2 separate regions of the Homo sapiens genome follow, and region 2 is linked to region 1. Evidence: chromatin contacts called from ENCODE Hi-C or POLR2A ChIA-PET data. All regions are on one chromosome and are shown on one strand. The core of a region is the stretch at or near the end of the contact, and the rest is flanking DNA. Distances in the headings are between cores, read along the strand shown. Region 1 overlaps ZNF771 (zinc finger protein 771). Region 2 has its middle 17 kb from the start of PRR14.

Region 1 (2,700 bases), core at 34-2,533:
ATTAATTAGAGAAGTAATGGCTAAGGAAGAAACTGGGATGTTTGCTCTGGTTAAAAAACATTTAAGCAGGAAAACAAAAATCACTAACTTCTAATACCTGGATTATTATATTATTACACTACATTGTATGTTCACAGTAGCCTCCTGTTATAGTGCAAATACCATTTATTCTAATTTTTAAATCTAATAGTTGTAGAATTTAAGACATGCTTGGGCCATTAATGATCACCTAGTCTGGTATTTGCCAAGTTTCAGTCACATGTGTATTGCTCATATGTTGTACTCACATTATTTATTAATGTTTTTCTTCAAATAGATTCACATTGTTTTGTTAAATAAATGTACCTTCATCTAAACAATAGTACTGATGAAATTGTGGGTTTCATGTGATATCTTGTTTTTTAAATATTCGTGAAAATAAATGTGTAACAATTATGAGACTTTTTTAAAGTTTGCCCACATACCACCTTATACCTCATGCTGGGAAATTTTGGGTTTTTTTTTCTTTTTTTAGAGACACGATCTCGCTTTGTCACCCAGGCTGGAGTGCAGTGGCACGTGATTGTAGCTCACTGCAGCCTTGAACTCTTGGGCTCAAGTGATCCTCCTTCCTCGGCCTACCAAGTTGTTGGGACTACAAGTGCACCCCACCACACCTGGCTAATTTTTCACTTTTTGTAGAGACGAGGTCTAACTGTGTTGCCCAGGCTGGTGTCCAACTCCTGGCCTCAAGTAATCCTCCTTCCTTGGCCTCCCGAAGTGCTAAGATTACAGGTGTGAGTCACTGCACCTGGCCTCATACTGGGAATTTGATCTCACTTAGCCTACCTGGCCTTTCTCGGGACACTGGGGCAGAGGAGGATCTTAATGAGCTGGATTCAGCTCCTCTTACCAAGATTTTTCCTCGGGCATCCAAGGCCCCTTCTCCTGGGCTGGAGACATCAACAGTGCTTGTATGGAGAATTTCTTTTTCAGAAGTCAGTGAACTCAGCATGAGGAAGCCCTCAGGCTGTCCAAAGTCACCTGAAAGAGGGTGCCAAGGAAAAACGGGCCAGAAAAATGTAGATCTGATGAGACAAGTTCTCTCCACAGTGGCTGATGTATTGAAATAAACCAATAGATTTCAAAACCAGGGCAAGACTGGAAAATGTGACCTTGAATTCAGATGGTACCAAACATACTGTGGGGAGTTTCTCCATTTAAAGTATCAAGTTGTATTTTAACCTTGAATCCCTCTTGGAGTGTGCCAGGGACGTGGAATCCAGCCTCTGTCACATCTTGGTCACGTGAGTTCAGAACAGTGTAGCCTGAATGACGGCATGGTCTCATGGGCACCCTGAGTCCATCCTGGCTCCCACTGGCCATGTGAATTTCATCGCCCTCAGCCTCAGCTTTCTCAGCTATCAAAAGAGAGAACACCCAGCTCAAGGCGGGTGACAGGAGGATTTAATACAATAACATACATAGTGTTGTCAAAGCTTAATACTTTGTTATTGATTGTTGCTATTGTTATCAGTATAGATACTATTTAAACCAGATTTCTCTTGGTCACTAATTTTCTAAATTGCCCTGTTTTCTAATTTTTTTTTTTCAACGGAGTCTCGCTCTGTTGCCCAGGCTGGAGTGCAGTGGCGCATCTCCGCTCACTGCAAGCTCCGCCTCCCGGGTTCATGTCATTCTCCTGCCTCAGCCTCCCGCGTAGCTGGGACTACAGGCACCTGCCACCACGCCTGGCTAATTTTTTGTATTTTTTTAGTAGAGATGGGGTTTCACCATGTTAGCCAGGATGGTCTCGATCTCCTGACCTTGTGATCTGCCCACCTCAGCCTCCCAAAGTGCTGGGATTACAGGCGTGAGCCACCGCGCCCGGCCTCTTTTTTTTTTTTTTTTTTTTTTTTTTTTTGAGATGGAATCTCACTCTGTTCCCCAGGCTGGAGTGCAGTGGCATGATCTCAGCTCACTGCAACCTCTGCCTCCCGGGTTCAAGTGATTCTCCTGCCTCAGCCTCCTGAGTAGGTGGGATTACAGGCATGAGCCACCACATCCAGCTGATTTTTGTATTTTTAGTAGAGACAGGGTTTCACCATGTTGGCCAGGCTGGTCTTGAACTCCTGACCTCAAGTGATCCGCCCACCTCGATCTCCCAAAGTACTGGGATTACAGGTGTGAACCACCACGCCTGGCTTATTTTCTAATTTCTGAGTTGGTTACCACAAAGCCACTACCTTTTGACAAACTATCTTGAAGGCCTTGAAGTTGCCCTCCTGCAGCTTCAGAAACAGAAGGCCCTACTATTTTCTGCTGTCACCCTTTTTTTTTTTTTTTTTTTTTTGAGACGGAGTCTTGCCGTCACCTAGGCTGGAGGCAGTGGTGCAATCTTGGCTCACTGCAACCTCCACCTCCCGGGTTCAAGCAGTTCCCTGCCTCAGCCTCCCGAGTAGCTGGGATTACAGGCGTCCGCCACCACGCCCAGCTAATTTTTGTATTTGTAGTAGAGACGGGGTTTCAACATCTTGGCTAGGCTGGGCTTGAACTCCTGACCTCGTGATCCACCTGCCTCGGCCTCCCAAAGTGCTGGTATTACAGGCGTGAGCCACTGCACCTGGCCTTGCTGTCCCTCTCTCTTCACCTGTCTCCCCATCTGTAAAATAGGGATGATGATAATTACCTCGTGGAGATCGAATATGGGAGAAGCTGACA
Region 2 (2,700 bases), core at 144-2,643, 220 kb after region 1:
CTCTGTCGCCCGGGCTGGAGTGCAATGGCATGATCTCGGCTCACTGCAACCTCCACCTCCCGAGTTCAAGGGATTCTCCTGTCTCAGCCTCCCAAGTAGCTGGGATTACAGGCATCCACTGCCACGCTGGGCTAATTTTTTTGTATTTTTAGTAGAGAAAAGGTTTTTACCATGTTGGCCAGGCTGGTTTCAAACTCCTGACCTCAAGTGATCCGCCCGCCTTGGCCTCCCAAACTGCTGGGATTACAGGTGTGAGCCACCGCGCCCAGCAATATTTTATTTGCTTTTGTTTTTGTTTTTTTGAGACAGAGTTTCACTCTTGTTGCCCCAGCTGGAGTGCAATGGCACGATCTTGGCTGGCTGCAACCTCCACCTCCTGGGTTCAAGCGATTCTCCTGCCTCAGCCTCCTGAATCTCTGGTATTACAGGCGCCTGCCACCACGCCCAGCTAATTTTTGTTATTGTTAGTAGAGACGGGATTTCGCCATGTTGGCCAGGCTGGTCTCGAACTCCTGACTTCAGGTGATCCACCTGCCTTCACCTCCCAAAGTGCTGGGATTACAGGCGTGAGCTGCTGCGCCTGGTGTGTTTGAGTTTATACTGGGTAGGGAGTCATGGTTAACGCCTATAATCTCACCCAGAGTCTGAGATGGGAGGCTCCGTTGAGTCCTGGAGTTCGAAACCCCGTCACTACAAAAAAATATATATAAAGAAAAAAAAATTAAGCGGGCGCGGTGTGGCACCTGTGGTCCCAGCAACTCGGGAGGCTGAGGTGGGAGGATCACTTGAGCCAGGGAAGTCGAGGCTGCAGTGAGCCAAGATCACGCCGCTGCATTCTAGAATGGGCGACAGCCTAAAAAAAGTCAGCCTTAACAATAACAAAAAAGACAATGGCTAGGGCCCCTCCCAACCTTTCATGCCCTACCCGGAGCCCCTGCGCGGCCCTTACATTTAAAAGCCCCTTTGGGAGGCTGAGGTTGGCGGATCACTGGAAGTCAGGGGTTCAAGACCAGCCTGGCCAATATGGTGAAATCCCGTCTCTACTTAAAATACAAAAATTAGCCTGGCGTGGTGGCGGGAGCCTGTAATCGCAGTTACCCTGGAGGCTGAGGCAGGAGAATTGCTTGAACCCGAGAGACGGAAGTTGCACTGAGCCGAGATCGCGCCACTGCACTCCAGCCTGGGTGACAGGGCGAGACAACGTCTCAAAAAAAAAAAAAAAAAGCCCTAAAGGACCACTCTTGGATCTGATCCTGAGAAAGTCCCTTAGAAAACATGGCGACGCCAGCCTCACCACCTGTTTCCAAAAGCAGTGTGACGCCCTTCGCTCCCTTAGTCAAGCTAATCTTACTAAATAAGGAACAAGCTTCCCCTGAGGCTTGCCCTTCAGCGCACTGGCACTGCCCACCCGAACGGGCGTCACGGATCCTGGTCAGTCTCTAGGATCGCGCTCGCTGATAGGACGCTTCTGGTCGAACGTCCAAACAAGGTGTGCGGTGATTGGGCCGCGGAGGGCGGGGCGTTTGAACGGCGCGTGCGTGGGAGTTCCCCAGGCCGGCGTCATTAGGATCCTGGTGGGCGGTGGGACTTGGGTTCAAAGAAGACCAAGCAGGCAGACGTGTTCGGGGGCCCGCGGGTTCCGAGACTGGAGACTGGACCTTTGGCTGTCCCCACGTGCATTCTAGGTCAACGGTGCGGTGGCAGAACCCTGGGGCTCTCCCCCGCGGAACTCGGCCCTGGCCGAGGCCCCAACCACGCTAGTAGGAGGAGGCCGAGCATCCCTCCTCGAAATCGCGAAATCCCGGCCCGACAATGTAGCCACGGAGTCGAAAGCCGCGTGCGAACTTGGCACTCACAAAGCCTAGATAACCGTCTATTTTCTCCTGTAAAATAGGAGGGATGGACCCCCACAGATCATTGTAAAAGGTTCTTACAAAGAAAAATCCTCCTGGACTGGGCACGGTGGCTCACGCCTGTAATCCCAGCACTTTGAGCGGATCACACTTCGAGACCAACCTGACCAACATGGAGAAACCCCGTCTCTACTAAATTAGCCGGGCGTAGTGGCGCATGCCTGTAATCCCAGCTACTCTGGAGGCTGAGGCAGGAGAATCGCTTTAACCCGGGAGGCAGAGGTTGTGGTGAGCCGAGATCGCGCCATTGCACTCCAGCCTGGGCAACAAGAGCGGAATTCTGTCTCAAAAAAAAAAAAGAGAGAAAAGAAAAATCCTGGAAGTCAAGTAAAAATGTGTGAAGGTGTTTTATAAAATATGAAATATCTAGAATACACAAATCTATAGAAGGACTCGGGGAAAGGGGAGTGAATGCTAATAAATACAGAGGTTCTTTCTGGGGTGATGAAAATGTACTAGTACTGATTGTGGCCGCGCTAGCACAAAAATCCGTTTCATTGGCCAGACGCTATGGCCCAGGGAAAAAAAGAAGGACTAGGGGGAATGGGGAGTGAATGCTAATGAATATGCAGTTTCTTTTTGTGGTCATGAAAGTGCACTAAAATTTTCATGCTAGCACAAAAATTGAATTGTACACTTCAAATAGGTGTATTTGTGATGTGCATTCTAGCTCCATAAAACTCAAAATGTGTGAAAATTCTTTGTAACTTTACTAAAAATTGGGGGCACTCTATAGTTTACAAAACTATCCCCATCCAGGCAGGGCACGGTGGTTCACACCTGTAAT

Evidence for each region. Hi-C counts contacts between places; a loop is a spot of excess contacts on that map. ChIA-PET counts read pairs that join two places held with the same protein, here RNA polymerase II (POLR2A). Pooled maps may share reads with other maps.
Region 2: POLR2A ChIA-PET joins it to region 1 with 11 read pairs in HEK293. The contact joins two enhancer-like sites. A Hi-C loop is called at or near these places in 3 of 168 maps with a recorded cell type or tissue (heart left ventricle, ovary and right lobe of liver), 2 of 37 single-sample maps with no recorded cell type and 12 of 50 pooled maps. POLR2A ChIA-PET finds 5 or more read pairs at or near these places in 23 of 52 experiments (A549, CD4-positive, alpha-beta T cell, Caco-2 and 18 more).

What each region holds. Positions count from the first base shown.
Region 1 is chr16:30,413,073-30,415,772 of GRCh38, forward strand. The region is part of intron 2 of ZNF771 (zinc finger protein 771); the gene reads left to right. Among named protein-coding and RNA genes, the nearest start is that of SNORA80C, 5.3 kb to the right of the region's middle. Within about 2 kb of position 1,284, at least 4 of the 41 ENCODE cell types and tissues checked have a DNase peak (open chromatin) inside an H3K27ac peak, as active enhancers do.
Region 2 is chr16:30,632,963-30,635,662 of GRCh38, forward strand. No RefSeq gene overlaps it. Among named protein-coding and RNA genes, the nearest start is that of PRR14, 17 kb to the right of the region's middle. RefSeq lists enhancers at 504-1,455, 1,456-2,406. Within about 2 kb of position 1,394, at least 38 of the 41 ENCODE cell types and tissues checked have a DNase peak (open chromatin) inside an H3K27ac peak, as active enhancers do.